Regions from separate parts of the Mus musculus genome. Here region 1 is linked to region 2. Evidence: chromatin loops called from intact Hi-C (ENCODE). Cell type or tissue: left cerebral cortex. All regions are shown on one strand. Each heading gives the region's core, and the rest is flanking DNA. Links, peaks and the distances in the headings are about the cores only. Region 1 overlaps Ralgps1 (Ral GEF with PH domain and SH3 binding motif 1). Region 2 overlaps Ralgps1 (Ral GEF with PH domain and SH3 binding motif 1).

What was found. A loop is a pair of places that touch in the nucleus more often than their neighbours do. Peaks named below come from ENCODE experiments on the same cell type or tissue, not always from the same donor. Only the 100,000 strongest peaks of a DNase experiment are listed, where the experiment ranks them.
Region 1: it touches region 2 in a loop (8-fold over the local background); 39 of 42 quality-filtered maps call a loop at or near these places.

The regions. Positions count from the first base shown.
Region 1 is chr2:33,148,457-33,164,091 of GRCm38, forward strand. It overlaps Ralgps1 (Ral GEF with PH domain and SH3 binding motif 1), which reads right to left. Exons shown (of 20, transcript NM_175211.5): 12 at 10,454-10,580; 13 at 9,316-9,473; 14 at 6,832-6,883. Among named protein-coding and RNA genes, the nearest start is that of Gm13528, 19 kb to the right of the region's middle. In left cerebral cortex, for the core only: CTCF peaks have their summits at 6,449 (motif pointing right) and 8,017; DNase peaks (open chromatin) are centred at 5,181, 6,463, 8,632 and 10,438.
Region 2 is chr2:33,342,766-33,358,400 of GRCm38, forward strand. All of the region lies in intron 1 of Ralgps1 (Ral GEF with PH domain and SH3 binding motif 1), which reads right to left. Among named protein-coding and RNA genes, the nearest start is that of Ralgps1, 21 kb to the right of the region's middle. In left cerebral cortex, for the core only: CTCF peaks have their summits at 5,072 (motif pointing left) and 6,532 (motif pointing left); DNase peaks (open chromatin) are centred at 3,428, 4,040, 5,042, 6,526 and 2 more places; H3K27ac peaks cover 2,788 bases.

The DNA.
Region 1 (15,635 bases), core at 2,603-10,602, 190 kb before region 2:
TACAGTTCAAACTCCTCATTACACCATCAGACATGATCATTTTACAGCTCAGAGAGGCAGGGGCTGAAACACTGGGGCCTACTCTGGGCACTGGGTCCATGCCTAAATTCTGTGCCAGACCTGGCTAACATTCCACTCTCCTACGTGCTGCTACTTTGAGTGTCACAGCTCCCACAGTTGTGTCTGTGTCCATGTCCATGAGGCTAAACAGCCAGGAAATTCTTAAGTGTGAGGATCTTCTCGGGTCGGGTGGGGCACTTCTCAGTTCTGTGCTCTGCATGGGGCTGCCCAGCACTTCAGCATCTCTGCCTTGTCAGATATTTACAACGTGCCATCCGCATGCTTTCGAGAACACACCCACCCCACAGAAGGGGTGATGCTCTCATGTGTACTTGAGATGAAGACACCGAGGCCAGAGGAGATGCTGGCCTGCTGTTGAGATGGAGGTGCAAGTGTCTAGTGAAGGCCTGCTTCCAACATGGAGTGAAAGGCTTCACTGTCCCACAGGGCGGGTGAACATCATAGCCTGTCCCTGCAACCATGTGGCAATCCCAGGTGTGAAAGGGCAGCATAATGGTGGCCTTTCCCCATCCCTTAGAAGAGAGTCAGGGCAGTATCTACCCTTTTCTCCCCATGAGCTGGGGGAGGCTTGTGCCAACCTGGAGCAGCCAGATCTTCCACCCCAGGAACTGGGCAGCCCGGGCCCTCCCTAAACTGCCCTAAAATACCACAAAATGCAGAACAAATGTACAACAGGATTTAATGAGCCCCCAAAATCACAGGGCCCCAACTCCACAGCCGTAGGAATCTTTCCTAGGATCATTCTGAGAACATGTAGCTGAGCACACATTCTCAGACTCCCTCCATGGATTTGAGGTATACCACACCAGAGGCTCATGGGATGTCTGTTCTAGGGAAGATGTAGGCAAGCAACCAAACAGAACAGCTTCCCACAGGGTTCCTAAGACAATGACAGTGACGATGATGGCGATTAGATGAGATGATGGCTGCTGCCAGGCTAGAGGAGGTGGAGAGGATGGTGGGAGTGAGGAGGAGAGGGGGAAGGCAATGTGCTCAGTCAGCAGTATTCACTGCCTCACTGAACCACAGAGCACTACTAGGTAGGCACTGCTCTAGCCCTGCCTCGTAGATAACTCTGAGGCTTACAGGAGGGGAGTCACTTTGCCCAAGGCCACAACACTGGAAGAGGAGCCCAGGTGGAAGCAGCCTGTACCACTGGCCTCATGAGCACCTGGGCTGAACAAGGCATTGATGGGTTCTTAGGTTTGCACCAGGTTGTGGGTGTCTCCAAGTTGAAATTCATAAGGCAGCCTGCTCATATAGGAGGTGGAGGAATAGGAGACATCTAGGTGACAATTATATCTAGGCCCTTGGAATCTTTGCCCTAGCAAAAAGCCATCTTCCCACACCACTCTCCTGTCTCAAATTCCTCAAACCGCACTGGGAGTGATGCGTGGAAAGGCCCACATGGTTCTGTGCACTAGCAGTGCTGACTTCCCAGGCAGGCCCCACAGAAGCCACCAGTCGCACTGAGTCACTTACAGGTGAGTCTCTCTCATTCGTGGGCAGGAAATGCCAACCTGACTCCCAAGGAGCCCCATCTGAAGGACTTGACTCTCCTTGTGCACATGGCCTTCTTGGGTAATGTCCTGGAGTCACTAAATAGTGCCTAGAAACCACACTGGTAAAATGCTGCATATTTCCCTGAGTGGCCGAGGGTAAAAGAAGCCAGATTTCTCTCCTGGCCATCAGGACTTAGGTCAGGCTGGAAATCGGCCTCAGTGGCTGCGTAAAACCACCGCAGGTGTCTAGGCACTGTGAGGCATCTAATACCCTCTGTGTGCTGCGAGGTTCAGAAATGTGGGATGCAGTAGAAACAGTAAACACCCCAGAGATGCAGCAGGAAAGACAGGCAGGCAGAAGGATGGCCTATCCAGTTCCAGACACTGGCTCTGAAGGAGTTAGAACGTGAAGCTATGGGCTCCCCATGAAGCAGCTGCTGACTGACAGGACACAGTCTTGATTACCATGGCTGAGGTGAAGCTCTAAGCCCAGACCCCTCTGCCCAGTCTTCTCCAGAGGAGTCTGCCAGGGGCCTCACTCACCTCTAAGGAAGTAAAGCAAGATATGGTGTCTTCAGAGAACCATATAATTAGTTTAGCAAGTCAACCAACTGGGTCGCCACCCAGTAAGCCTGGGCGAGGAAGCTCAATCCATGCACATGGGCGAGCCCACAGAAGCCAGAAGCCAGGGAGCCCTAATGAGGGCTGAGACCCTTCCTGGGCTCTGAGTTCTGTCACTCACACAGGTGGGCTACAGTGGAGGGAACCGCTTGCTCCAGAGCTGGGCCTAATTCTCTCCAAATAAAGCAAAACTTGGGGTTTGGGAGATTGGACCCATTTCCTGGTGTCCTCTGACCATATAAGGAAGGATGCATGTCTGAGACCATTTTGGGTGGCAGATCTGGCCCTCTGTTGCTACCATGACTCCCCTGTCGGCTGCTCTTGTAAGAATGGTGTGTGATTCCACTAAGACCAACAGGAAACCTCACCCAGGGCAGAGAAGGACTTGCATCAATGACCTTACAAGGACCCTCCCCAGACTAGTGCTACCATAGTAGCAGTGATTGGTGTAAACCGCCTTCATTCCAGTCCATACAGAGTCTATGAATGGCAACCTGAGGCCCTTGTCTCTGGCATCTTCTTGTTGGGCAGAAGCACCCACTATGGCACACTGCTAAGAGTCCACACCCAGTTCTCCTGTAGCAGCTCCATACTTGGGCTGAGTGTTCATCATGTGTCTCTCTAATGCACAGCCAAGGAACTCAGAGGCCTCTGACATTACACTTCCTGGTCTCAAGCTAGCAGAACATAATGTGGAGGGAGAACCCTCTCCTGTAGAAGGCCCCCAGAAACTCTGAGCATTCGCAGGCCACCCTTCCAACCCCAGGTCATGACCTAGAATCTACTTTGTATCCTCACGCCCCAGGACCATCACAAAGGCTCACCAGAGTTCTTTTCATGCCTGTTAACTACCAACTCTCAAGAAGCTGCCTGAACCTGCAGCTGATACAGGGTACTCCACTGGACAACCACTGTGTGTTGGGTGAACTCTTGTGTCCCAACTCCCTGCAGGGATAGAAGACAACCCACTATTGTAGAGAGAGCTGTACCACCCCTTCCTCTCTTCCATTAAAGGGACTCACTCTCTCGAGGCCTGCTACTGCTCACCACTGCCCACCCCCACTGTCCACTTCCAACCACCTGGCAATGTCTGTCTGGGAAGAGGGTTGGGGAGGATTTGTGATGAATTCTGACAGACTTGCTATGTCACTTCTTCAGAAACAGTCAGTGAACATTTCTGAGGACATCTTTAGGAATGCCAAATGCCAATTACTTTTCTGAGTAGAAATGAGACTGACACATTGCTGAAGTTTACAGAATACGAGGGTGGCAATCCTGTGAAGCAGAGATAATCATGGCCAAGGACGCTGTGTGTTTCCATATTCCTGTCTCTACCCACCTCATAACCCTTCATTCCTCCTTTAAAAATCTCTTTTTAGGGGCTGGAGAGATGGCTCAGTGGGTAAGAGCACTGACTGCTCTTCTGAAGGTCCTGAGTTCAAATCCCAGCAACCACATGGTGGCTCACAACCATCCCTAATGAGATCTGACTCCCTCTTCTGGTCTGTCTGAAGACAGCTACAGTGTACTTACATATAATAATAAATAAAATTAAAAAAAAAAGAGTAGTTTTTAAAAATCTCTTTTTAGAGGCTGGAGAGATGGCTCAGTGGCTAAGAGCACTGATTGCTCTTCTGAAGGTCCTGAGTTCAAATCCCAGCAACCACATGGTGGTCACAACCACCTGTAATGAGATCTGACTCCCTCTTCTGGTGTGTCTGAAGACAGCTACAGTGTACTTACATATAATAAATAAATAAATAAATAAATAAATAAATATTTTAACCCCCCCCAATATATCTCTTTTAAAAAAATACTTTAGCCCTAAGGGTAATATTTCTGTTTTCATTTTAGAGCCTTTCAATCTAAGTATAAAAGTGGCCGTTGGCCAAGCCCCAAGGCTGCCTGGTCTCTAGGGCCTGAGGCTGTCTAGAACCCAGCCTGGTACTCACCTCCAGGTCACTGAGCGCTGTTGTGCTCTACACAATAAGCTTGTGGGGCCCTCTCCTCAGGGAGGTGGCACACACAATGAGGCTTTCCTCCTACCTTCACCCCTGCAGGTCAGGGCTGTCCGATAAAATCATACAAGTTTGGGCATCCTTACTCTACTCCCTGCTCTGCTGTCTCTCTGCTGTTTACATCGGTGCCTGGCTCTGCTCCACCCTGGCTTGGATAGAGCTCACAACCAGAGCTTGGGGGGCTATGGGTCAGGGGCTACCCAGTTAAAGACTACAGTTTCTGGACTCCATCGCACACTAGCCACACCCCCAATCCCTCTTCATATCTTCATCCCTTTGAGGGGGCCCAGCTCCCTTCTGCACCTTTATCCCACATCTTCTGCCTCTGCTCTAGCATGCAATACGCCTTATAGTATCTGTGAGGATCTGGCAGGGAGGCTGTTTCTGGCAGATGCTGGCCTCTGGGACCGGCCAGGGGGAGACCTAGAATCCACTCATCTATGAAGAGGGGCATGTGGTCTGGAGGAGACCTGGGAGTGCACAGAGGATCCAGTGGGGCTGAGCACTGGCTGCCTGAAGGTTAGGATGAAAGGGGCTCAGGAAGTGGCAAGATGGCAACTGAGCTGTGAAGAGACAACGTGGTGCTCTTCTGTGTGCCCAGTCTACAGGAAAGCCCAGACTGTTCAGACTCTCTTTGAAGCAGGCACGAGAGCAGATACACAGTGGGAGCAGACTTTTAGCTGGACCCCTGGGTGAGGGTCAGCTAGCTTCTAGCTCCTCTGGCCTGCCTGGGGCTGGGTTCTGATGAGATGCAATCATAGCCCCACTGATATCTATCTCCTCAGCCAAGAAACAGTAGGCCAAGATCCCCTCTGCAGAGCAGAGAAAAGGCAGCTGGGAGCAGGGCTGTTCAAGGGCTGGGCATATGCATAGAAGAGCCAGGAGGCGGCCAGTGCTCAGAGACAGTTTACTTGAGAGTATATGCTATAGAAATTCAGTGACCTAGATCGTACAAAATACTGCTGCCTGTAGTGGTCATGATGGCATACATTTCCATTGTGCAAGGCATGCCCCCATGGCACCCTCTTTCCTGCTGGCTCCACTCTCAGTCAGCACTGACAGGGCCCACAGAGCCTGCCTACATGGTTCCCGTGCAGGCAGCCGTGCTAACTAAGCAGCTACCGAGTGACTGATGAGAGAAGAGGAATGGATGAGTGAAAGGACAAACAACGGAGGGAACACAACACCCAGGTGTACTGCTGTGGGTCTCGGCACCATGCCTGAGCATGCTGCTGGAGTGGCCAGGGGAGGCACTGGGTTGCCTGTGGCCTTCTTTTACAAGGTGGCCCCAGGAATCCCCACCTGGACCAAGAGTTTTGGAGTCTGTCCCATGGGGCCTGTGGGGTTCTCCTTTCACAGCTATGGGGCAGCGTCAAGGCTGCAGGCAGTCTATGCATGGCAGTGGCCAGACAGAGCCTGTGCACAGGGAACGCCCAGCCTGGGCCAACGAGTCTCTCTGCTCTGTTGGAAGTGTACAGATAGGATGACTTCTGGGCACTTTCCAATTACAGGGACTGAAGCCCTAGCTTCAAAAAAGGAGCGTTCACACCAGGTGCATGTGTGTATGTTCTGTGTGGTGTAGTGCATACCACATGCAGGCGAATGCAGACACCCAGGAGTATATAAATGAATTAAGGAGGTGTCTGCCTGTGTGCATGTGTGTGAGATTTGTGTTTAGTATTCGCCCACAGGTGTGACAGTGAAACTGTACATATGTAACTGGGTATAAGCATTGTATATATACATGCAAATGTGTGACTATGGATGAGATTGGGCATATGTAAGACTGTGTAACCATGGCCATGTCTATAGCTAAACTGTATAACTGTGCACATGAACACATAAGGCTATATAACTTTGTGCATGTGTACTTGTGAGAGTACACAGATGCACACAGTCCCCTAGGCACTGGTGGAGGAACCATCCTGAAGGCCAATGGAAGCCTGCACCTTGGAGATCTTTTTCATCACTATATTTCCCTGTGTGTCCTCAGACTTCTAGTCAGCAAGGTACCTTTCACCACCTGCACTGCCAAGTCTTCCTGGATTCCTCATGGTGGCCCAAGAAGTATTGGGACATGGAATACATGCTGCAGGTGAATTCCTGATGAGAGGCGGATGGGAGCGTGCATACTTGGAACAGATGGGCTGATGGGAGTCACAACCACGCATGGTAGGGTTCAAAAATGTCCGAGGCCTGAGGCTGCACTGGTGCAATACTCTCAGGTATCACTAGATGGAGCCACATGCCCATCTCAAGACTTCCAACAGGCCTCAGGCTTAGAGGTTCAGGATTCATTGCAGGCCTACCAGGCTCCCAGGTTTCCTCTAGCTGGCTTGGACCAAGTGCTCTGAGTGTCAACTGACAAAAGAAGGGAGGGAGCAGGTAGAGAGCCCTTTCTAAGCCTGTGTATACATCCACAAATGCATGAGTGTATAACTGAATTATGAATGTGTCCACCTGTGTGCACGTGTAAGTGTGAGATTAGTGTTTACTATGTGCACACTGAGGTGTGACCATGTAATTATGCATATGTCATGAATGGTTGGGGAGGGGCCCCTGACTCCAGCTCCCTGGGCCCTGAGAGGCCTTGCTGAGGCCACACTCACCTTTCCAGCCCTGCAGACATTTCTTCACTAAACTCTGAGCTCTCACTACTGCCTGGAAAAGGAACACAGATCAGTGAGCATGGCAGCCTCGAAGAGAGGGGCCTGTTTTCCTGGGCTCCCAGTCACTGGGCCCCGGTCCCCAAGCTCACAGCATTCTGACCCTGTGGGTCACAAAAGGAGTTGAGTTTCTGTTGTTATGTCTGTCTCTTCTCTGGGGAGGTTCAAAGAACATTCAGTCCCACCGCTCTCAAGAGTACCCTCCACTCCCTTCCCACTGCCTACCCTCTGGCTTGGAAGGCCAGGGTCCTCACATCTGTCTGCACTGATGCCTGCCTGTTGCCCCACAGGCTCTCCTGAGGGCAAAGGCAGGGTGAGCACTTCTGGCCCAAGGGACAGGTAGATGGATCTGCCTGCACAAGAGATGCACGGAGGCTGCAAGGGGGTGTCAGTGCAGTGCCCTGCCCACAGTCAGTGCAGTCCCCTGCCCACAGTCAGTGCTGTCCCCTGCCCACAGTCAGTGCTGTCCCCTGCCCACAGTCAGTGCAGTCCCCTGCCCACAGTCAGTGCAGTCCCCTGCTCACAGTCAGTACAGTCCCCTGCCCACAGAGTCAGCACAGTCCCCTGCCCACAGAGTCAGTCAGTGCTGTCCCCTGCTCACAGAGTCAGCGCAGTCCCCTGCCCACAGAGTCAGTCAGTGCTGTCCCCTGCCCACAGAGTCAGTCAGTGCTGTCGCCTGCCCACAGTCAGTGCAGTCCCCTGCCCACAGAGTCAGCGCTGTCCCCTGCCCACAGTCAGTGCAGTCCCCTGCTCACAGTCAGTACAGTCCCCTGCCCACAGAGTCAGTCAGTGCAGTCCCCTGCCCAAGGTCAGTGCTAAGGCCTAAGCTGGGATCCTTTGCCTTCCTAGTCTCTTCCAGGCCCACCTTCTAGAGCTGACCATGGTGTGCTGGGCCTGAGTGGGACAACCTGGCTCACGAGGCCTGGTGTTGTTAAGTGAGCAGCACTCGGCTTCCCTCCTGGCATGTGCATCTGTGGGCCTGGCCTCTGTATTGTCTTAGACTATGTAGGCTCTAAAGCTCAGAGCCCTGCTAGAAAAATCTCTAAGACTAAACAGTGGGAAAGGGTAAAGAGCCTGGCCTGAGTAGAACCCCTATTCCCTGCTGTATGGGTTGGAGGTGGGGGGAGTGCAGCTTAGCACGACATCCACTAGGGCACACACTCTGCCACTTTCTCAGACCTTTCAGCTCAAGCAGAAAATGTCCTGAGTTCCCTGACTTGATGAGCCGGAGCCAAGCAATCTTGTGATCTACCCTGGATGCTGGACAGCACAGCACCTGACTGGCTCTCAGGAACGGCAGCCCAGATTCAGGCACAGCTCAGAGTTTCCTGGATATCAAACAGCTGCTCTGAGCTCAACTGTGCATTCATGGAGTCTCATAAGAACCCAGGTCCCATCCTATACTCTAAGATGAGGTCCATGAGTGGAACCTACGAGGCTGAGGGATCAGTGCCCAAGAACACAGCGAAGGCTCAGAAAGAGGCTTGATTACCTTTCCCTAGCTCAGGAGCTTGAACCACTTCTTCCAAGCCACACCTGAGCCTAAAATGCAATGTCCACACTTCCTATACTTTGGCCTGTGGCCAGACAGGATGAGCTCTTCTGAAGACATAAGGCAGGTATGAGACTTCATCACAACATTGCTAGGAGGCAGCTGCCCTGTGCTAAAGTTGTTCCTGACTCCCACACCAGGGACATTGTGGCATGAGATGCCCGCCTGGTGTTCCTGCTGCCTGCTTCTCCAAGCTCCTGGCCCTCTGCCCCACTGTCTTCACCAGGTCCAACAGCAGCCCACCACCGTTGCTAGGAGGACTCTGCTATGTAAGGCAGACAATCACACAGGGACACTGGAAGGCAAGGGCCATCAAGAGAGTACTGGGCTGGTGACAGCAATCATAGGATAGTGTCACCTGTCACAGATGACCTGAGATCTCTGAATGCAGTTCTGAGCTAGCCTCAGCCACTAATATTAACATTTATCTGCTGGCAACAGCAGCCCTGTGTCTGTAACTCCGTGGAACAGACTCTCTGTCTGCCTCTGTCCAGTAGGGTAATGCCATTCCTGAAGTCTTCATCTTCCCTTCTGGGTACAGCTAAGCATACAGCAGGAAGCAATGGACCACCTACCTACTGCTCCAAGCAAGGCTTTGGAATCCCCCTGGGACATAAATGCCACCAAGGTAGCAGCTGGCCTCAGGGGTTGAGGTGGACTCAAGTCTAGCTTCCTTCTTCAATCTGACTGTCCATTTGGGGACCACCAGAAGGAGAAGGCCAAGCCAGGGCTCTTCCTGCAGCAGAAGACTCTTGTAGGGAGCCATTCTTTAAGGGTGAGGGGCCACTGGGCACAGTACAGCGACACAGAGACAGACACAGAGCACAAACTGGGCCTGCTGCCCCTGCCTGTATGCACAGGCCAGAGACGCTTACCTAGGGAGAGTCCGTTGGTGATGGCGGTGGAGGAGGTGTGGGTGAGGCCCCTGCGGGGGCTGCGGGACTCTAGGACACTGTCGTCCAGCAGGTGCCTGGCCTTCTCCGATGGGAATGTCGCACTCTTACTTTCAACTACACTCAACTGACACATCAGACTGGAAAACGGAGAGGAAGAGAGAAGCAGCTCCTTATCCTGGGAGCACAGCGGCGCTGGCCCCAGAAGCCAGAGCCAGAGCCAGAGCCAGAGCCAGGGCCAGGGACTTACTGCTGGAGACGCCTCTGCCCAGAGCCCATTGGTGCACCAGGCTCAGCCTCTTCTTATGGTGTGACCTTGGGCAAGCCACATCCTTTTTCTGAGCCTCAACTTCTCCCTCTGTCAATGGAGACTAATGCTGCTTGCCCTGCCTGTGTCCTGCCTGTGTCTCAGGATGATGGTGAGGCTTGTGAGATGAGGCCAAGGCGACAGGCCCGTAGGCCACCCTGAGGAGCATCAGAGCTTCGTGACCCCAGCTAGATATACAGTGAGCATGGCAGCAGCTGCCCAGAGGTTTGCATGGGTCAGTGAGATGGTGACCATGGGTGTGTGGCAATGTCTGGAGAAGAGGAGGCACTGGGGACCCTACACACTTAGTCCTGTTCTGGCCTCTGAGTTCCACAAGGACCAGCCAAGAGGCAGGGCATCTGTGCCTTAGTGCTAGGATGCAGGTGGAAGGAAGGATGGAAGGAAAGGAGGGAGGAAGGGAGGGGCAAAGGGTGCCCCAGGGGATAAAGGTGTGGCTTTCCCCAGCAATGCTGAGGACGTGTATGTGCCCCAGCTGGGGGCCCCAGAGGGCCAGTGAACCAGCAGGTACTCAGACACCTACTGTTGCCCTGAGGATAGTCTTTGATGTCTGCTGGACTCAGTTCTCCCTAAATGAGCGGTCAACTGAGCTTTTGCACAGTTCTTCACTAGCTACTGAGCCCAGGTCCCTTGCAGGCGGCATACAAACTGCAGCCTGTCGCCTCTGCATTCCCACGCTCACACCAGCCTTAGGAGAGTGTGTCTGCCAAGAGCATCAAGAGTTTCCAAATGAGGATGGGGAAGGGCCCAGCCTTCCTTCACCCCAGAAGAGAGTTTCTCAGTCAAGTCACCCACTTGTTGCCTAGGCTGTGGCTCTTCCTGTGTCTGGGGACTGGCGGTGTGGGGAGGCTGCCGGCCACAGATGTATCTGGACAGGTGGGCCTCCGGCGGAACCTGGCTGAGCTGGAGCCGGCAGAGGGGCCTATGAAAAGACCAGAGAGAGAGAAAGAGAGTTGGCAGGAGTTGTGGGGCTTAGAGTAGGGCAGTGGCTCAGGGAACTGGACTCCAGACTTGTACTATGGACCTTTCTCCAGCTGTTATGTGTAAGACACATGAAGCCTACAGCCATCAGATACTAATCCTTCCCTCCCAATGGCATCAACTCCCAGAGTGAAGGCCTGAGGTGCCCAGGGGTCTAGTAGCTGGGCAGCTCTGCCAGGCAGCCGGCTGAGGACCCACCCACAAGAACAGAACCAGAAGCATAACCTTAAGGCAAAGGCCCTTCCTGGACTTCGCAAGCTCAGAGAGGTACACAGGAGGCCTTCAGCTGGGCCAGCTGGAACTGCACCTATGTCTCTGTCCACACTACTGTCCCTGGCCAGGACATGCATGCTGGCACTGGCTGCTCTGAGGTTCTGCCTCTCCATCACAGGATAGAACAGATCTGCCCTGAAGAGTGGGCTGTCCTTGTGTGTGTCTGCGTGGTCACAGCCGATCTGGGTACCCTACAGTGCCCTGAGTTTCCTCTGGCCTACATTCTGAGACATAGGATGCATCTGCTCCTGGGGATACAGCTAGCGCGGGTGATGCACAGAGTGAGCGAGGAATGAGCAGCACTCAAAAAAGCGTTGTTTTGCTTTTGCCCTAAGAGAAAATTCCAGAGGGTGGAGCCCTTGTTTATCAGCAACTCTAGGAGTGTGATGGCCCCATGGCCTGAGTCACTGTGCTCCCACCCTGCCCCTGCCCTCTAAAGGTCAAATCACAAGGATCCTCTCCTCAGCAGGAGGCCTGAAGTAGAAGCCCAGAGGCCCTGGTGCTGAAGCAGAAGTGACTATGGTGATAATCAGCGCAGGCCACTGCATAACTGGCGTGGTACTTTGGTGCTCTGGGGCTGTACTGCGAGCCTGGAGGAGAAGGCAAGCTTATAGATCTGCTACAGACTGTGTGCAGCAGGCCTGTAGGTTGGGGCGGAGTGTCAGGGGTTCGGAGTGCAGGTGCAGATGGCCTTGAGAAAGGACAGAGAGGTCAGCACAGCATCCACCACGCATTGGTTGTGAGCAGCACTCACAACACTCACGCCCCAGCTTGCAGACTCCAGCATACTTGGGGTATCGGATGTGAGGAGCCCTAGAGCTGTACGGCAGCCACATGGCCACAGTAGGCTGCTGCCTCCCTCCCATGGCCACTCTGAGGACGCTCACGCTCACTTGGCTCCGCGTAGCTCTTGCCTTCCAACTCTGCTCATGCTTTGAGTTAGCACAGCCTCTCAGAGTTGCCTTGGCTGCTTCCACTCAACTCTGGATTCTCTCTCCAAGGCTAGGCCCGGATGCACCCCTTCCCTTTCTGCTTTGGAGCCCTGGGAGGCATGCCTGGCCTCAAATGCCCCTGGACCGGCTGGGAAGAGTGGGCGGGGGCCCCCAGCGGAAGAGCTGTGGCCTCTTGGGCCTATGTCAGGGCTGCTGCTGCTCTCTGGGCTCAAGGTCTCAGCCCCCTCCTCCCCCACATTCTCCTAGCATTGCTGACCAACAGCCTAGGTCTGACGGGGAAACAGAAGAATTTCCATTCGGCTGGGACCCAAATGAGGGGCCTCTGCCAGTAAGTGACACCCTCTGCTACCCAAAAGGCCTCATGCTCCTGCCCTTCTAAGCCTGGGGTGGTGCCCAAGTGACAGTGCCAGCACACGTGCCTTCTGAGCTGGGTGGCCAGCACGCTTGTTGGTCATGTCTTCAGGCAGGATAGGGGTGGTGACGAGCTGGGGCTCTGGTCTACACAGCAGAGTCGATATGGCGTACACAGCTGGAAAAACTGACCGTGTGACTTGACTATCTCAAAGGATTGCTCTATTTTTCCTCAGCATAAGTTTTCCATGAATAATCTTTAAAGCTCCTTAAGTGGCTGTTTCTTCAGCAGTTTTATGGGGCCATATGAGAATTGACAGTTTCTGTAGGCAGCCAGATATGCTGAAAAAAATCTGGTTTTCATTACAATAAACTAACATACTGCCCAACAGACCACTCATTGATTGCAAATCAGGAAAACAAAACAAAACAAACGCCCTTCTACTAACTGCCTCAGAGTGGCCAGCACCCCCATGGTGTGTGGTGACAGAATGGGACTCTGGTCCTGGAGTCAGGGCAGCCTGGGCTCTCATCTGTGTCTGGGCTTACAGGTGGAATGGCTTGGGAGGTCACCTCTAAGCTCTGGATCTACATGAGGGATAAACTCAGTCTTTGTTGCTTCCCTATGAAGAGTCAAACATACACTGTCTCTCTTTTTGCCACAAATGTTTAGGAAGCTCAGACCTTGGGGCTGCCCCTGGGCACAATACTGAAGCTGTGTCACAGATAGGAAAATGTATGATGCTCTACCTGCATGGGAGTAAGAGCTGACAGTCAAGAGGGGAGAGAGGGCAGCCAGGGAGCCTCCCCCAGCAGCACACACATTCTGACGGGGGGATAGTCATGATCAATATGGCAAAAGCACCCCTTCCACCCACAGCATGGCAGGCTCAAACATGCGGACAATGACACCTCTAACGTGGACTTAGCATCTGCTCCCTGCCACAACTAATGGTGCACACTTTGTCCACTTGACATTATGGAAGTCTCACAATATTACAGAGCTTTTGGGAACATAGGGGAGTGATTAGACAAGACTTCTAGAAGATTTGACATTCTGCCTGGTACTAGAGTACCAATGACACAGGTAGAAAGTACAGTGTGTGCAAAGGCTCAGAGGAAAGACCCCATCAGAGACTTGGCCCCACAAAGTAAGGTGCTCAGACTCACATCTTAGGAAGTTCCTCTGGCCAGAAGAGTCACTGGTTGTAGGCATGACTGGAAGCTGCAGGTTTTGAGGGAAAGATATGTACAAGAAGTGTCTGGGGGTTGGCCAGGCAGGGAAGGAACTGAGAGTAACCCTCTGTGTAGAATGGTGTGTATCTGGGGCACAGATCTGGGGGCATGTGTGGGGCGGACATCCAGAGGCAGATGGGCCCGCATGGCTGTGAGGAGAGCCCACACTATGGGCAGAAGAACCTCTTCTCAAGATGTTCTGGCCAGGCTCTGCTCTGGGCTAGCACTGTCTCATTCCAGCTGGCCTTTCCAAATCTCACACATTGGAAAGTAATGGGAGGCAGCTGTGGCAGAGGGGAAAGTAGCAACTTGAAGTCACAAAACTTGGGTTCCAGTCCCGCCCCTAGCCCCAGCTGGAAGGGGCTCGTGCCATCCCCTTCTTGGTATGCTTTCCCCAGGCACTGTGCCATCTGGATCTCTAGTCAGTGCAACTCTGAGCCTCCAGAGGCCAGGATGGGCTGTCACCCAACTCAAGGGTTCTGTGGTCTCTGCTGCCCACCTGCTCCTGTGGAGAGCCTTCCTTTGAGGTCCAGAACTCAGCCCTTTTGGATCCTCCAGAGCCCTGCAGCTCTTGGGCCATCCAGGCCCTCTACAGTCTTTGTGTGGCAACTTTCCTCTGGCCAGGTCTCTGGCGGGGCCTGGGAGCCACTCATTTCTATGTTCACACACTCTGCTTTTCACACACGTAGCTCTCATGGGTCTCACTGGGAGCCAAGCTCTGTCTCTGTGCAGAAGGTCCAGCTCATTTCCTTTTGAGAAACACGGTTCGTCATCTCTGGGCTGAAGGGGCACTGTGCTCTCCTTGCAGCCTCACAGGCCACAGAGGGGACTTCAAAGGCTCGGAAGCTGTTGGCACTCAAGGTGCTCGGGCTTCTGCAGAGCTATGGAGCTGGGCGGATCAGGCTGGAGTCCTGTGCCACCTGCTTCTAGCCCTTGAGCTTCCTCAGAGAAACCCATTCTGAGCACGAGAAAGGTTTGCAGAGGAAGGGCATTAGCGGGACAGAGGTCCCACATTCTGCCTAGGCTCTTTTCATCAAGCATTTCACTGGTGAGACCACACAGACCACAACGGCCTTGAAAGATGTCTCCACACTAGGGCCAGGACACTATGAGTTAGTGTCTCACTCAGCCCTGAAGATGTAAGAGTGACAGCAAGCTAGGGCAGCAGTGGCCACAAGATAGTAAGCTGCACTCTCACACGTGCTAGAATGAGAGGCTATCCTGGCCTCCTGTGGACAAGACGACTCTAGTAAGAAGACCTTGGACAGGATGGAGGGTTTGAGAGGATCTTAGTGGGAAGCTGCCGGGGGGAAGGTGGCTCTGAGGGGGCTTCAGAGGTCCAGGAGTGTATTTGTACAGCCCTGGGGCAGTTACAAATGGCACTGTGATTAGCAAGTTGAGGGATCTGAAGAACTGTTCAGTGAGGGAGGCCATGCTGCTGCTCTGTTGCCACAGATGGCCAGGCCTGAACAGCCCAGCTGGATGAGGCAAGGGGACACAAGGTAAAGTTTGGGGTTCTGCTTTCCTACAAACCTGTGTGACTCAAGGTATCTGTAAGAAACTGGGTGTAGTAACATATCTGCAGGCCCGGCATGCAGGGGAGAGAGGAGGGACAGGAGCTCATGGCCATTCTGGGCTACACACACACACAGAGACACAGACACACAGAGACACAGACACACACACACACAGAGACACACAGAGACACAGACACAAACACACACACACACACACACACACAGAGATACACAGAGACACAGACACACAGTGACACAGACACACACACACACAGAGACACACACACTGAGACACACACAGAGAGACACACACACAGAGACACACAGATACACACAGACACATACACACACACAGAGACACACAGATACACACACACAGAGACACACAGACACACACAGCTCTACCTATAGGAAAGGCAGAAGCATGCAGGTCTGTCATCCATGGCAGGTCTTAATGCCCTGAGCAAGTAAGACAGGATGATGGGCAGAGCCCGCCCTTCTTATACCTGTCATGTTCCATATGTTAGACAGAGGTGACAGACCTGTCCTGACCCCCAACCCATCCGTTGGCTCTGCAATCTGTGATGTGTGAACCTGGGTGAGTACTCTTTGCCTACAGAATGGGAGTGGGGTAAGAGTGGAAAAGGCCACCTGACTGCTGGAAGG
Region 2 (15,635 bases), core at 3,040-11,039:
TGACAGAGTGACATGACAAACTGAGAAGGGAATGTTAGTTACTATGAAAGAGATGGGACCCAGAACCAAGAAAAAACCCTCCCAGGTAGAGAATAGACAGGGCCCCTCGACAGAACCCCACGAAGGGCACAGGAGCTCCAGAATAGGGGCCCCAAAATAGATGAAAAGAAAACCAGCTCAAGATGGCAGCCATAGTAATTGAAGGCCACGCCTCTTAGGTTGCCTCAAACCAGCCCAGCCAATCTGCTCCAAGTTTAAGGCTGAGGTACAGGTTGCTCCTATCTGCATGTGCCAAGCACTGTGTGTCTCCTCGGGGCAACCAGGCCCGGACTCCATCCTGAGTACAGACCAAACCAGAAGCTCTCTCAGGTTGTCCTGGTGGCTCCCTGAGTCTTCCAAAGGATGCTGCCGTGGCCAGGGAGATGGCTTAGCAGGCTGAGGCATGTGCTAATTATTCCAGGCCAGAGTTCAGTCCTGGGACCCACTTTGTAAAATCAGACAAGTGATTCTTTTCAAGTTGTCCTCTGACCTCCACACGCATGCCACAGCACATGTGCATACACACACACATACACAATGTTAAAGTGGGGGATTATGCTGCCAGGCCCACCTTCTTCTCCAGCCCCCTTTGCAGATGGGCTCTCTACACACCAGTACCAGCACCCATTCTGGGGGAAGCACTGGCTAAGCATCACGCACATCTTTGCCACAAGAGCCCCAGGAGGTATAGACCACTCACATCAGACAGTAGAAACTACTCGAATTTCTGGGAAACTGAGGGCTCATGAGTCAAATCCTGGACAGTCTGCCAGAGCCTGATACAGGCTTCCACCACAGCACGGGAAGGGCATGTGAAGCACTTATGCAGGGCAGGGCAGCTGTTATTACTTACTGTAATGTCACTGCCAGGGTTATTACTCACTGTAGCATTGTGTCCTTCCCTCACAAGCTTCTAGTCACAAGTTCCCATTCTCTTTTCCAATGTAAACAATTAGCTTTATTTTTTTGTTTGTCTGTTTTGTTTTTTAAGACAGGGTTTTTCTGTGTAGACCTGGCTGCCCTTGAACTTAGAGGTTCGTCTGCCTGTCTACCAAGTACTGGAATTAAAGGCGTGCACCACCACTCTCTGGCAAACAATTAATTTAAACATTAAACAAACAAACCAACCAACTAGCCAGTGCTCTGTGCTTTGTGAGAATGTGGGCTTCCATTCCTGGGAAGGTTGCTCCCCATAGCGGGCTCCAGGGAACCAAGCATGGGATTCTCCCATCTGTCTTCCCCTTCCCCTGGCCCCAGTCTACCTGTGTAGCCCATCATATTTTCCATGGAAGGCAGACGTTAGAAAGGCAAAAGGCTTGTTTGTGTCTGCCTCCTGCATGTCTCAACATGACAGAAATAGCCTCACTGATGGACAGCAGCTCTCATCTATCCATGTGCAGAAAACGGTTGGAGCAACACTCTCCCATCCAGGACAGGGCCTGAGGCTGCTGAGTACCTGGGTTGGGACTGGGTGGGAAGCAGTGGACAGATAGGCTGGGACACAGCAGAAGGACATCGTAGGCTACAGGGAGGAGTGCATGGAGCAGTAGAGGCAGCAGTGGGGGAGGGGTGCGGGTGGGCTTGCGGGGTTAGGGGTTTTCCTTGGAGGTACTGGGAATCCTCTAATTCAAGGTTGTGAACAAGTGGTAGCAAATTCCATTTCTATTTTATTTTGTGTGTGTGTGTGTGTGTGTGTGTGTGTGTGTGTGTGCACACGCATGTGCATCCTGTGTATATGCTGATATACTCTCAGAGGCTAGAAGATAGCACTGAGTCCCTTAGAGCTAGAGTTACAGGCAGTTGTAGGGCTGGGAACTAAACTCAGGTCCAGGAGAAGAGCAGAAAGTCCTACCAATCTCTGAGCCTTGTCCTCAGCATGTATGCGTGGATTCTGAAGGACTGGGGCAGTCCAGTTTTCCTGCACATGATGAAGTGTGTAACTAGGTAGGGCATTAAAAGGGCCAACATGGGGCCACTAAGAAGAGCCACAGTGCTGGTATGAAGCTGAGGAGGGGTCTTCCGGGTCAGGAGATGGGAGGTGGCCTCAAGCGTGCGAGCACAGCATGGGGCACTGGGTCCCAGAGCACAGTCAGCAGAGGCTCCTTCTCACTGCCTCAGCTGTGTCCTCCCATCTTACAGGTGCTGAGGAAGCCCAGCGAGCAGGACAGGAGCCTGTGTGGCCACAGCATCAGTGCCTGCCTCTGCTCTCCCCTCGTCCGATCACAAGTGAAGGGTTCACCAACCCTTGCTCTGTGCAGGATTCCAGCCCTAGACCCAAGGACAGCAAATACAGCTTGGCCCTCAGTGCCTCTGCCACAGAGGCTTTGTCCCGGACTCTGGAGACAGGACTTGCATGCATTCTGTAAACCTCCTCTGTGGTAGTCTGAATGAAGATGGCCCCTAGCTCATAGGGAGTGGCACTATTAGGAGGAGGTGTGTCCCTGGCAGTGGACTTTGAGGTTTCAGATACCATGCTTCCCATCGTGACAATAATGGACCAAACCTCTGGACTATAAGCCAGCCCCAAATAAATGTTTTCCTTCTAAGAGTTGCCATGGGCTTGATGCTTCTTCACATCAACAGCAATACTAAGACGCCACTCTGCAGATGTAAATACAGTGACTGAGGGAGATGGATTCAACTATTATGTGCAGACACATCTTTTCACATCTGAACTCTGTATCCATAGGGAAGGTGGTATCAGCTGCTTAGGCTGGGCACAGCAGCCTGTACACACAAAAACCCATTCTTCCCACCCTCCCTCGACCTCTCTACCTCTCAGCCCTCCCCACCCTGTCTCCTGCATACACAGGCAAACACACTCTTGCTGCCAACCCTCCTGGAAACCCAAACAATGCAAGAGTAAAAGCAGTTCTCATGATGTAATTCCTTAAGAGCGTGGCAGCTGTTATCAGAACCACAGAACAACCCCGCGTCTTTCTCTGCTCTTTGGGGGTGGGGGGAGTCCCAGAGAGGGAAAGGAAAAGCCCAGATGCAGCCCTGGGTTCTTCCCAGGCAAAGCGCTCCTCAAGACTGTCAGCTCAGGAAAGCACAGGACGGCCTGAGATGAGCAGGCCAATGAGCAGGCCCTAAGGGCAAAGCAGAATGATCACTTTTTCCTAAGACAGTAGAGGCTGTCTCAAAGAAAATGCATACAACCAAGCCTGCCCAATTACAGGAGTGTGATTTCTTCCAAATGTTGCAAGCACGAATGAAAATGGATCCCAAACAGGTTGGGAGAAAGAGCCGCATCCAGGGGTGAACTGGGATGTGCTGTCACGGTCACTGCACTGGGAGCACCACTCTTTGCTGGCTCATGCACAGAAGCTGTGTGGAAGACCAATGGGGAGGAGCCTGAGCCTGCTCTGCTTCTGCCCCTCCTCCAGTACTCTCTATTTTAGAAGTCACAAGCATGGGCCCTCCTGCAGCAGGGCCACAGTGAGTCAGACCTGCTGTGGCCAATGGGCTTTAGAGAGCGCTCTGGGAAAGGCAAGTGAGGAGATGTGAGACACCCATCTTTGTGAAGATGGCTCAGAAGTCTGGGAAGAAGATTCCCTTCTGCGTTGTTAAGGATGTGGGGTGTCTAGATCAGGAGTCTAGTATTCTGGGCCCCTCTCCACTCAATCACATGCTTGATTTTAATGATTCAAAGAACATCTGCCTTGGGACTAAGCAAGCAATGTTACTTCAAGGAGAGGGGTCACAGTCTCTGCCCGGCAGGTGCAGAGATGCTTCTGTGCTTCTCTGTAGCCAAGTCTCCTCCCAAAACCCAAGCCACCCAAGACCCCTGAACAGTCCCCCACTGTGTCCCTGCTTCCACACGGTGACCCTTGCCAATGAAGATTCAGAAACGACAAGGTGTACAGTAAAGGGGTACACGATCCTACACACAAAGCCAGAGAGCCCTGAGCTGGGATGCCTGGTGCTGGCCTGGTTCACAATGAGGCTCTTGTTCTCTTCAGTCACTCCTCCAAGTCCTGAGACCAAGTTCCTCTTCTTGAAACCAGGAGGGTAGGGGTAGGTGGTGGATCTGCAATCACACGTTCATTAACAAACACCACAAGCACTGTCCTTGGCCCCAACTTCGTAACAAGTAGCTGGGCAGCCCCCAAGAGGAGAGGAACTGTGCCAAGAGGATGAGGCGAGTGGGCAGCTGGCAGACAGAGGCACACAGGGTCTGTCACCTGTGAACAGAGGCTAAAGCAGGGGCTCAACCAGCTCGCCAAGCTCTTGCAGCCCCATCCCACACGCTATAGGGCCCTGTTGGGATGAGAGGGGTGTGAATGTCCACAAGTGTGTGAGGACAGGGGACATTTTCACAGCACTCCATAAACTGAGTTTGCTCTCCACTGCATGAAGTGCACCCCCATATTTGCTTTCTCCTCTCCAAACTTTGCTGGAGAAACAAACAAACTTAAAATATGAATGAAATGGTTTCAGCCCTGAAACCCGGGGAAGGAAGACATGAATGAGCAAACAGGACTAGCTTGAGGGAAGGAACTCTGGGTGCCAGGCATCCAGCCTCAAAGTCGGTTCCTTTCCACTAACGGCATCCAGCAATAAACACAACAGCTCAAACCAGAGCAGACCTGGGCAAGGAGTTTAAAGAAATGTGCAGAAGTCACCTGAAGAAAACAATAAACTCTCATTAAAAGGTTTTAAGGGCTTGGCTCAGGGGCAAAGGCTCACGCCACCAAAGCCTGACAACCTGAGTTTGGTCCCTGGGACCCACATGGTAAAGACCTCTGTAAACTGTCTTCTGACCTCCACACACATACACACTCAAACACACACAGAATCAATAAACTTAATGTTTTTGTTAAAGAGTTCTAGGGGCTGAAGATGGCCCCTTGGTTAAAAGTACTCACTGCTCTTGCAGTGGACCCATCACACACACACACACACACACACACACACACACACACACACACACACACCTGCCAGCACCCATGTGGTGGCCCCCAACCATCTGCAACTCCAGTCCCGAAGGATCTGTCGCCCTCTTCTGGCCTCCACAAGTAGTGCATGCACTCAGTACACACATTCATGCAGGCAAAACACCAGTACACATAAAATAAAAATACGTTTAAATCTTCCTTTTAAGCTTTAACTCCCTTTGAGACAATAACATAAATTCATCAATTCTCCCCTCTATACAAGCATCTGAGAGGCAGAGCTGGATCTCTCTGAGTTCAAGGCCAGCCTGGTCTACAGGGTGAGTTCTAGAACCGCCTGAGAAACCCTCTCTCAAAAACCAACAACAAAAAAGCAAAAACAAACAAACAAAAAGAATAAATGCTCAGCAAAAGGGAATAGTTAAACAGACCCCCCCCCAAATTAAAACATTTGAGGAAAAACAGATTTGTGTTTTTAGTCTTAGAAGAAAGCAGCTCTCCCTCAGGGTCACAATAATGTCAGGAAGCCAAGGAAACCAGCGGCCAGCATGGGTGTGTGCGTGCTCTGACTAGCTTCCTGTAGTGTTGGGGATGGAACCTGGGTTCTGCCACATACTAGGCAGATCTTTGGCTACTGAGTCACCCATCCATGGCCCACCTGGCAGATTTAAATGTTAACAAGCTTAACTTCAGGATAGAAAGGGAACATGGAAAGACCAAAGGCAGCCAGTAATGCCAGGAAAAGGTTTGTGGGATCACGTGGCAGGTGATGACTGAGCATCTCTGATGTGGAAAGTCCCCTGGCTGGACTCCTGGCAGACACGGCACCTTCAAGCCTGGAAACATGAAGACCCACAAGAGCTGAAAGCACAGCACGAGGCCATGGCTGCACTCAGCATGGCAGGGACCATCAGGACAGGCCACCAGGCCTGCACCAGGAAGCCACAGACTCCAACCCACACATGCGCTTCTGTGCCCCATTACACTGCATCAGACAATCAAGACATCAGGACTTACAGACAATGAAAGATGCCCACAGCTCAGGCGCCTGCTCACATCAGCACACTCATCCAGCCAACAAATGTTTGCCCAAAGTCCTATTTGTACCAGGTACTATCCTGGATTCCAGGGACAAAGCAGCAAGCAAGAAGCCGGAAACCCCTCAGTAAACAGCAAATAAGGCATTCAGTAAATACACGGCTTGTCAGCAAGTGATACTAGATAAAGAGGAGAACTAGAGAGGCCCATGAGCAGGGCAGGGAGAACTGGCTTCCAGTTGGCACATCTCACTAAGAAAGTGCTTACACAAACACATGCTTGAGGCTGCTAACAACACATGCACACACATGATGAAGACATACAGAAAACCTGCTACACAAACTAACAGCCCTGCCTCCCAAAGAAACTCCAGGTGCACTTAAATGTCTACCGTTTTGTATACTTCAATGCTGTCTATTTATAGTAGGTATGGAAAACACTTGGAGCAACACAGCACCTAGGGGTAAAAGTAGTTGCACACTTGAAAGGCAGCTCACTGGATTAAAGACAGCCTCTGGGTAGGGAGGCTGGAGCTCTGTGTGGCAATTTGGTGCCACCTGGTGGCCAGTTGTTTAAATAAATACTGGTATTCCAACAGTGCCAAGTCAGATTCACCAAGGTGTACAATAGTATGAAGCTATGTCTGCCCTCTGAGCGGTGACAATGAGGGACTAGGATGTCAGAGTCAGGGTGGAATTTGTTTAGCTGGCTTGAATTTTAAATCATATGTGTCTAATGACTCACTTATTTTTATAAATTAACTCATTGTAACTGACAACAGTTGGCAGTTCACCACTGGACTGAGGTGGAGAGAGAGGGCTGGCAGTACAGAGCCAGAGCCCAGGCCATTAGCAGGGAGTCTGGGAGACTCATACAGGAATGCCAGGCCTCGGGACACAGGTTCCTCAGAATGTGGGGGTGCCCAGCGTGAGGCCAGAACCTGGAGTGGCATGTAGCTGCTAGGGCCTCTAGAAGGGAAACAGAGATCAACAGAAGAGGGTTTTATGCTTGTCTGGGTGTTAAATCTTCAGGCTGCAAGGAGGAGCCACACACAGCCAACCCATGCCCAACTGTCCCTATGGAAGAAAGCCATTTTGGCACAGGAGAGGGCCACCAGAAGCACTGGGTACCTGACACAATGGCAGAAGCAGAGGAGCTAGGTGGGGCATGCAGCTCAGTCTACCAATGGGGCCTAGTGCAGCTCTGTGTTGGAAGCTGTGTGTTAAATGCTTACAAGTTTCTTAAAACACCAGAGACCTACTGTGTAGGGATGATGGCAAGCTGATGGAAAAGGCTGGAACACACCCCAGGAAGGGGTTAGGACATGAAAGGAGGGACAAGGCGAGGAAACGGGAGCTGCATTTCTAGGATCTTCAACACAGGCAAGGCAAGCATCGGGGCAACGTCGCTCTGTCACAGAGAGTGGGATAAAAGGCTCAGTTGTATCTGCTGGGGTTGGGAGCTGTATTCTTTGAGCCTGAGTTTGGCACATGGAATAGGAATCCCCTATGCAACAGTGGCTGAAACTACAAGTTAGTACTATCACAAAAAGAATGAAAGAAATGGGGTAGCAGCCATGGCTAACAGCTGGTTTCATACCCCGTGCAGAGACTTGTTTAGGCAGTCTATTGGGTTTGGCTGTGCATTATCTTCTCAATTAAAACAGGAAATCTATTTTTTATTAAGAAAATTTTAAATTAAGGAACATTCTAGATAAGTAACTGCACCGTTCTGTCATTTCTTCTTCTGAGATTGTATTTATAAAGGCTGGTGGAAGTGAGCCTGAGATGAGCTGATCCCACCTAGGCCGTGTGGCCTGAGGGTGAGGGGGGCAAAACATAAAACTACCATTCTGGCACCACAGGCTCCGAACAAAAAGCAAGCCCGAGATGACCACCAATCAGACACCATGTAGGCCTGGGCAGGCAGATCACACCCAAAACATCCCCTGCCTGGTGCCTGGTGCCACACTGTGTGGCCAGGGCATAGCATTTCTGAGACCACTCCTAAAATGACCCCAGACCAAAGATGCCACTAAGGAGCCAGGAGATGGTGGAGAAATGGAAGAGAAGCAAAAGATATGTGTACAATGAAGAGAGGCAGACTCAAGGGTAGTGAGGGACAGCCTGACATGAATAGCCAGGGATGCCACCTAAGACTATGCTGAGGTCCTGGCCTGTGCTGCCACTGAGGGCCATGTCTGAGTCTGTGTCCCTGCAGCAGCAAGGGTCTGTTACCACCAAAGACTAGACAGACATCCCTGGTCGGAGCTGCCTCCCAAGACCATGTTGGTGGCTGAGAGCTGTGCAGAACTGGCCCCACCCCTTGCCTGGACACCATGGGAAAGCTACTAGCCCTAAGGGCGTGAGAACAGGAAAGCTGACCCTGCCCCTAGTCAGCTATAGTACTCAGGAGAGCAATCCCCACCCCCACACATCATCCCAGGAAGCACAGTGGAGCTTCCCTGGTTTCAGGAGTCACGGGTGACCTGGTCTCGAGGGTATGAGTATGGGAAAGCTGGATCTGCCGTTCATCTCCCGTGGCATGGATAAGAGAGAGATGCCCTCCATTGCCCCCTACTGCAGGTAGGTGAGCTGGCCTCTAGGTCATCAGAGCAGAAGAGCTGGCCCTGACCCTCACTTGCTGTAGCACTCAGGAAAGCAGGCCCTGCACCTTGCCTGGGCAGCACAGTAGAGCCAGCTGTGAAGGCATGGGTGAGCCAAACCCTGATAGCATGAGACAGGAGAGCTGTATCTACCCCTTGATCACTGCAATACTGGATGATCTACTCAGGACAGGGCTAAAGAGCTTGCCCTGGTGGTGTGGGTGCAGGGGAGTTGGCAGGCTGACCAGCTCAGATACCACTCAGGTCCAGATCCAGGGCTTTGAGTTGGCCGATCCCACATGTACCCTACCAATGAACCACTGGAACATGCGAAGAAGCCAGTCCTATAGATACAAAGCTCCAGGAGCTCTGTGACACAGGGCAACAACAGGATAGTCAAAAGGAGACCCACTGAGGTTCCAGGATTGATAGTATAGCAGAAGCCAGAGGCTTCAAACCAGATCAAACATTCACTGCAACGAACATTTGCAAGCAAAGAAGTATGGATAAAAGGGTATACTGTGGGATATACTATAGCTTTCACAACAAGATATTTTTCTTTTGGAGAGATTACAAAGGAGGAAGGCAGGTCCCAGGGGACAGGGAGATGAGTGGGATTACAGTACATGATGTGAAATTTACAAAGAACCAATAAAAAGTTTTAAAAAAGAAAGAGGATATGAGATAATGGTTAGATCATACTGTTCCCACATGGCCCCTCCCATTTCTAGGCACTCCACTGCCCCTGTGTCTGAAACAAACTCTACCCACTGCCCTATAGGACTCAGTCAGATGTGAGAACATGCAGAGTTTGCTCAGAAGGCAGCTGTGGGTAACTAAAGCTCTTAGGATAGGGCTGTGGGTGATGCCTGAGTGACCCTCTTCTGGATATCTTGGAAGGGTGGCCAAGAATGCGGCCACGCTGTGACCCAATCCAGTAATGAAGATGACACATGGTCCATCACCTATTTAATGGGTGCTGTAGGAAGTCTAGATGCAGTGTCAGCCTGGAGATGGACACACAGTAGGGACATTTACAGGAGGGTTGCCAAAGGAAGAAGTGGCCTTTCAAATAAGGCACCACACCAAGAATGGATGAGGGAAAGCGGCAACCCTCTCTGCCAAGGCTTTGCTCATAGCTGTGTGCAGGGTATCTTCTCCCCTGTTCACAACAGGCTACCCATGTGGGATAAGCTGGTAACCTGTGACCTCACTAGGGACATAGATCAGCCCAAAATGCCCTGGGGTTGGCAAGGCTGGGAAACTTCTTCCAGCTTGCAGGCAAGTGGGTGGCTACTACACCTCTCAAGAAACAGTGCTAGTGAGACAGACAGCAGACAGCAGAGAGGAGCCCATATGCAGAGCCAGGCTGACCTGGGCTAACCCACTCCACTGCTTGCTTGCTATACGCTTTCTAAGAAATCCACAGCTGAGTCCACGTCCCTTTATGCCCCACATGGTAAACCAAAAGAGCTTTCCAGCATCCTCCTTGGGAACCAACCCCACACAGGTGGCTATGTTTTAGGGAACACACCTACATGCTACATCAATTGCCCTTCCACTCCTCAGGATCAGGGCTGACAGGAGATGAAGCTAATACAAGAACCTGGAAATGCTGTCCTGACACGGCCTTTAATATTTTAGTGGCTGTTCCTAACCAAACAGAATCTTGACACTTCAGGAAACACTCTGCCTCTTCCCATACTCTTTCCTTAAACTCGGGGATGGGCACAGAGAGGTGGAAGCTGGGAGCCAGAGCAGAGCCCACGTTGGTTTCAGTGCAGTAAGTTATAAGCAGCTACTGTGTGAGAGACACTGGGTAAGACACAGCTGCCTTCAAGGAGATTCGAGCGTCTAGCCAAGAAGGTAAGGCAGAGCAGACTAAAAGATACAGATGCAAAGCATGGCAGGATGCAGAGTGTAGCCAGGATCATGAGAAGAGGCTCAACAAGCATCGTGAGTATTAAAGGAAAGAGCGTCCATAAACTAGGGTGGAAGGAGTGGGAGGGAATGGCCAGCACACCTACAGTGCCTAGAAGGCAACAGTCATGCCTGCACATCCTTGGCTCCCTCACCCCCAGCACTTCAGAGCCACCCAAAACTTACATGGTGATCTGAGCTCTGGCCACGGGTTTATGGCTGAGGCAGCTCAGGGTAAAGAAAGGAGCTGACCTGGACATGAGAACTCTCTGTGGTGAGTACACACATCCGACGGAGCGTGAAGACCAGTGTCTGAGTAGATAGCAACAGGAACAAAAGAGCAACAGCTGTCAGAGTGGCCACAAGTGTGGACCAGGAGGGAACAGACAAATGGGGAAGGAAACTCTCAAAAGGAGAACCAGAGGAAACCCAACCACAGCTTGATCTGGGACAGAGGAGCCTGTGCCAATCACACTCTGTCACCATAAGACAACACCAGAGGTGACAGATTTACAAAGAGAAAATATTTGGCTCATAGTACTTCAGTCCAAATAAAGCGAAGGCAGAATGTCACCAAGGGTCCATCAAATTAGGGCTAGGAGGCAAAGCTAGGAAGAAAGCAAAACCGAGGCTCCCATAAGGCTCACTGCAGGAGAGTAGCTCACTTGTCCCCCTCAGCTCTTTTTCAAGCAGCCCTACCTCCCAACTTCCCACCTCAGAGTAGGACCTATGGCTGAAAGGCATGATGACCTAGGGCCTGGGGTCCATCCCAAGCTCTCAGGCTAGCAACCCTGGGCCAGCCTCTCCACACCCACGCTTTGCTCCCCTGACAGCACCCCCCTCTCTCCCATCTACAAGAGCAGGCAACACAGACTCTGGGCACCAGCCTACTTCTCTACCAGCTACCATGGCCCTCCCTACTCCTCCCTCCCAGCAAACGCCACCCGACCACTGAGGTGGCACTGACAGGTCCTCAGAATCTCCTCCTGACTAAGGCTAGAAACATGAGGCCCTTTACCTCAAGTCAGCTGACAGGGCTCACAGCCCCTCATCTAAACCACTTTCTCTAGCCTTGGCATTCCCTTAGCCCCTTGGCCTCTATGAAGTCTGTGTCCTCGGTTCACTGACTGCTCCGTGGAAATCAGAAGTCCAACTGCCAACTTCTCCCTAGCTTCCCACTACTCTGCTGTCCCATGGTCATGCACACTAGCATACTAAGGACGCCCACCCTGATGAACACCACAGACCCCTCCTTAACCCTACTTACACACTGGCTACTCCACACAGCAGGCCTCCAAACAGGCAGAACGACCCTTCTGTTATGACTCTAGCCTTGGTGCACCTAACTTCTTCATCATCTGCTATGACCAGTTTATATTTTTTCAAAGATTTATGACTTATTATTATATTTAAGTCACTGTAGCTGTCTTCAGACACACCAGAAGAGGGTGTCAGATCTCATTGCAGATGGTTGTGAGCCTCCATGTGGTTGCTGGGATTTGAACTCAGGTCCTTCAGAAAAGCAGTCAGTGCTCCTAACCACTGAGCCATCTCTCCAGCCCCCAGTTTATATTTTTTAAAAGCACTTTTTTTTATGAGATATTTTCTTTATTTACATTTCAAATGTTGTCCCCTTTCCTAGTTTCCCCTCCAAAAACCTCCTATCCCCTCCTCCCTCCCCCTGTTTACCAACCCACCCAATCCCACTTCCTGGCCCTGGCATTCGCCTATAATGGGGCACAGAACCTTCTCAGAACCAAGGGCCTCTCCTCCCATTGAAGACTGACTAGGCCATCCTCTGCTACAGATGCAGCTAGAACCATGAGTCCCACCATGTGTTTCTTTGGTTGGTTGTTTAGTCTGAGGGAGCTCTGGGGGTACTGGTTAGTTCATATTGTTGTTTAAGAGCACTTTCAACATACATAAATTTATTTGTAAATGTACACTCTAAATTACACTTTACATTTACATACATTATAAGATGATTACAAATAAAAGATTATAGAGATAAAGATATGAGAATGTTAAAAATAATTGTATTTTACTCATTTCTGAAGTACTTTAGTAATAAAAGAAATTTTCTTAATGTCTATATAAACTTCTTCACAGAAGTACAATGTATGCAGAAGTGTACATGATACTCAAGGAATTCCCACTTCCAATCAGTACCTGTGTGGAGCCCCCACAAGTCCACGTGACCCTTCCATCATGACTTGCCTATAAGGGGCACACACTACTGTGGGTTGTTAGTATGGATTCACCTTGTCTCCTCCTAATCTATACAAAGGGTGTGTGCGCGGGAATGAACACTGTGGGTCACCCAGATTTCCCAGCTGAGCTGGTACTCTAACCAGGGTCACCACTCTACAGGATCCTAACAGGATGTGTGCCCATCCTACAACTGACAAGCTCTGGCCTGGCTTCCCATTTGGGCAATTAGTGTCAGCGCTGCTGCCAGCACTGCAGAGCAAGGCTTCTGGGACATGCCCGCCTGCCATTATGTGTGCCAGTCTCAGAGCTGGCTTGGTGCCACATGGGGGTGAGGGTTGTTTCTGTTTTTTCCTAGTGGCTATGCCAGCTCACATTTCCATCAGCGGGAATAGAAATGTGCGACTCTGTAATGGTGCCATCATTTCTCCTTCATGTTTACTCTGGTAAAGAGGCATTCACAGGGTAAGCACAGTCCCTTTAGAGAAGGGATCAGTGACAGTGACAGGGCCCTCAAACTTACAGACCTGAGGTGAGTCAGAGTAAAATGTAGTATTGTTGCCACTTCTGCCTAAATATCATTTCTTCATAAAACCCGAGGAGAGGGGCTGGAGAGATGGCTCAGCAGTTAAGAGCACTGACTGCTCTTCTGGAGGGCATGAGTTCAAATCCCAGCTACCACATGGTGGCTCACAACCATCCGTAACGAGAAACGAATAAAGAACCTATGGGCCAGAGCAAACAGGGCCAGAGCAAGGGGGAGAAAGAGGGGAAAAAAGCCTAAGAGAAGGTACAAAAGCCCTGTGGGGAAGGACAGGCAGGTCAACCCAACTGTGAGACCTATACAAAAAGACGGGGTATATACACCCCAAGAGCTGGAAGCAATGTGGAGGTCCCCCTGGGGTGTATGCATGCTGTTTTGAGGTTTGTTTTGGGTTGTTTTTTTGTTTTTGTTTTTTTGTTTTGGTTTTTTAAGACAGGGTTTCTCTGTGTAGCCCTGGCTGTCCTGGAACTCACTCTGTAGACCAGGCTGACCTTGAACTCAGGAATCCGCCTGCCTCTGCCTCCCAAGTGCAGGAATTAAAGGAGTGCACCACCAATGCCTGGCTATTTTTAGCTTTTTGCACAACTAACATATAATAAAGATTTTTAAACCAGAATTTATGTGTCCCAAACTCACCCTTTACAATTCTGGAATTGAGTGGTTCTCCCATACTCCACAAGAGCTTGGTCATCGCCTCTTGCTAACTCCAGAGCACTCTCACCACTGTCCCCCAATCCACACACACAAGTCACCACCCACCACCCCTCTCCAGCCCTCCAGTCACTGACCCACCTTCTGTGTCTAAGGCTCAGCCTCTTCAGAACACTTCATACAAATGGAATCTAACAGACTGCTGCCTGCAGCTCAGGGGGTCCACACCCTGCCATCCTTCTAGCCATTCATTAGCTGGTAGGAATTTCTGGAGTGTAGGTTCTATTACAATGCAGCTATGAACACGAGGGAAAGGTTTTTATCTGGGCATCTGTCTCTTGGCTATACACCTCAGAGTGGAATGGCCTAGGTCACATAGTAACTCAAGCGTCAACTGTTTCAACGTCGCTGTTTTCCAAAGACTAGAACAAAGGTGCCCAGTAAACTGCTCCACAGAGTATATGAGACAGTATCCCTAAGGAACTACCCTGAAAGCAGCTCAGGTGGGTGGCATATCTGCACAGCACTATGTAAGCCAGAGGAACATATCCAGGCACACTGGAGGGCTAGAGATGGCTGCTAAACCTCTGCTCTTTGGAGAGCATTCACATGCAGGAGTTTTGTTTTGAACCGGATTCTGTTCCTGCCTTAACTGTTGACTTCATACTCTGTCTTCTTTCAATAATTATTTCAGGTTCTCTGTTACAATCACCGTCCTGGAATGGTTCCACTCGGCTGGTCCTTTCCCATTGTCATGCCTATGCACGAGACTCTGGGTCTGAGTCACCTCCCAGCTGCTGAGCTTGCCTTCTATCAGATTTCCCCCAGGAACAGTGTTAGTGTGGGTGTAGCAAAAGCTACACATAAAAGGTGAGTGCCGGACTGCCTGAAACTGGTACCTGTTACAATCAGATGTCAATCAAACCAGCCACTGCTCCTTCCCCACAAGTGGATGGCAGTGCCCACTGGCCCCAGGCAGTTCCACTCTGCGTGAACTCTGTCAACAGGGTGTTCTTTCTCTCAAGGGCTCTTAGGCAAGGGCTCACATTACGTCTTCCTTTAAAATTGAAATTTCACCTAGATGTTAGGTGTTGGCACATCTTTGCTATTTTGTCTGGTTTACAAGGAGGCTTATAACCTACAAATGGAGTCTTTCTCTGGTTTAAATTGAGGACTCCTTCTAACCCATCCTGTCTTGGTCGCCAGCCTAAGCACTCCAGAAGACACACACTGGCCCTCCTCGTGCAAACATCTCCTCCATTTCCATCCTCCTTGTCCAGGATGCTCAGCAACCATGGCACCACTTCTCACTTCTGATGATGGCATATGTGATTCACTTTCTCATGTCCTTTGGTCAGCACATTCTTTCTCTTCTCGCCTCCTCTCTCATCTGTCAGGACACCTCTGACTTCCTCAAGAACTTCCTTAGGGGCTGAATCTTCTTGCTGTATCTCTATAGTGTTACTTTTTCTGCCGTTTCTACCTGATCATTCTTTATTTGCTGGCTTGCTTGTTTTGAGATAGAGTCTCACACTGTAGCCCAGGTTGGCCTCAAAGGTCTTACGTTGGATGGAAAGACCAGAGCTCTAGCAGCCATCTTAGGCCATGAGGCAGCCTCAGGCTTAGAAAGCACTTTGGTCTCTGACCCAGCATGCTCTGATGCCCTTCTAACTTCCCACACCTTAAGAAGAAACTTGTAGTTTATGTCTTTGTTTTTGTGGAGTGTTTTTGTTTG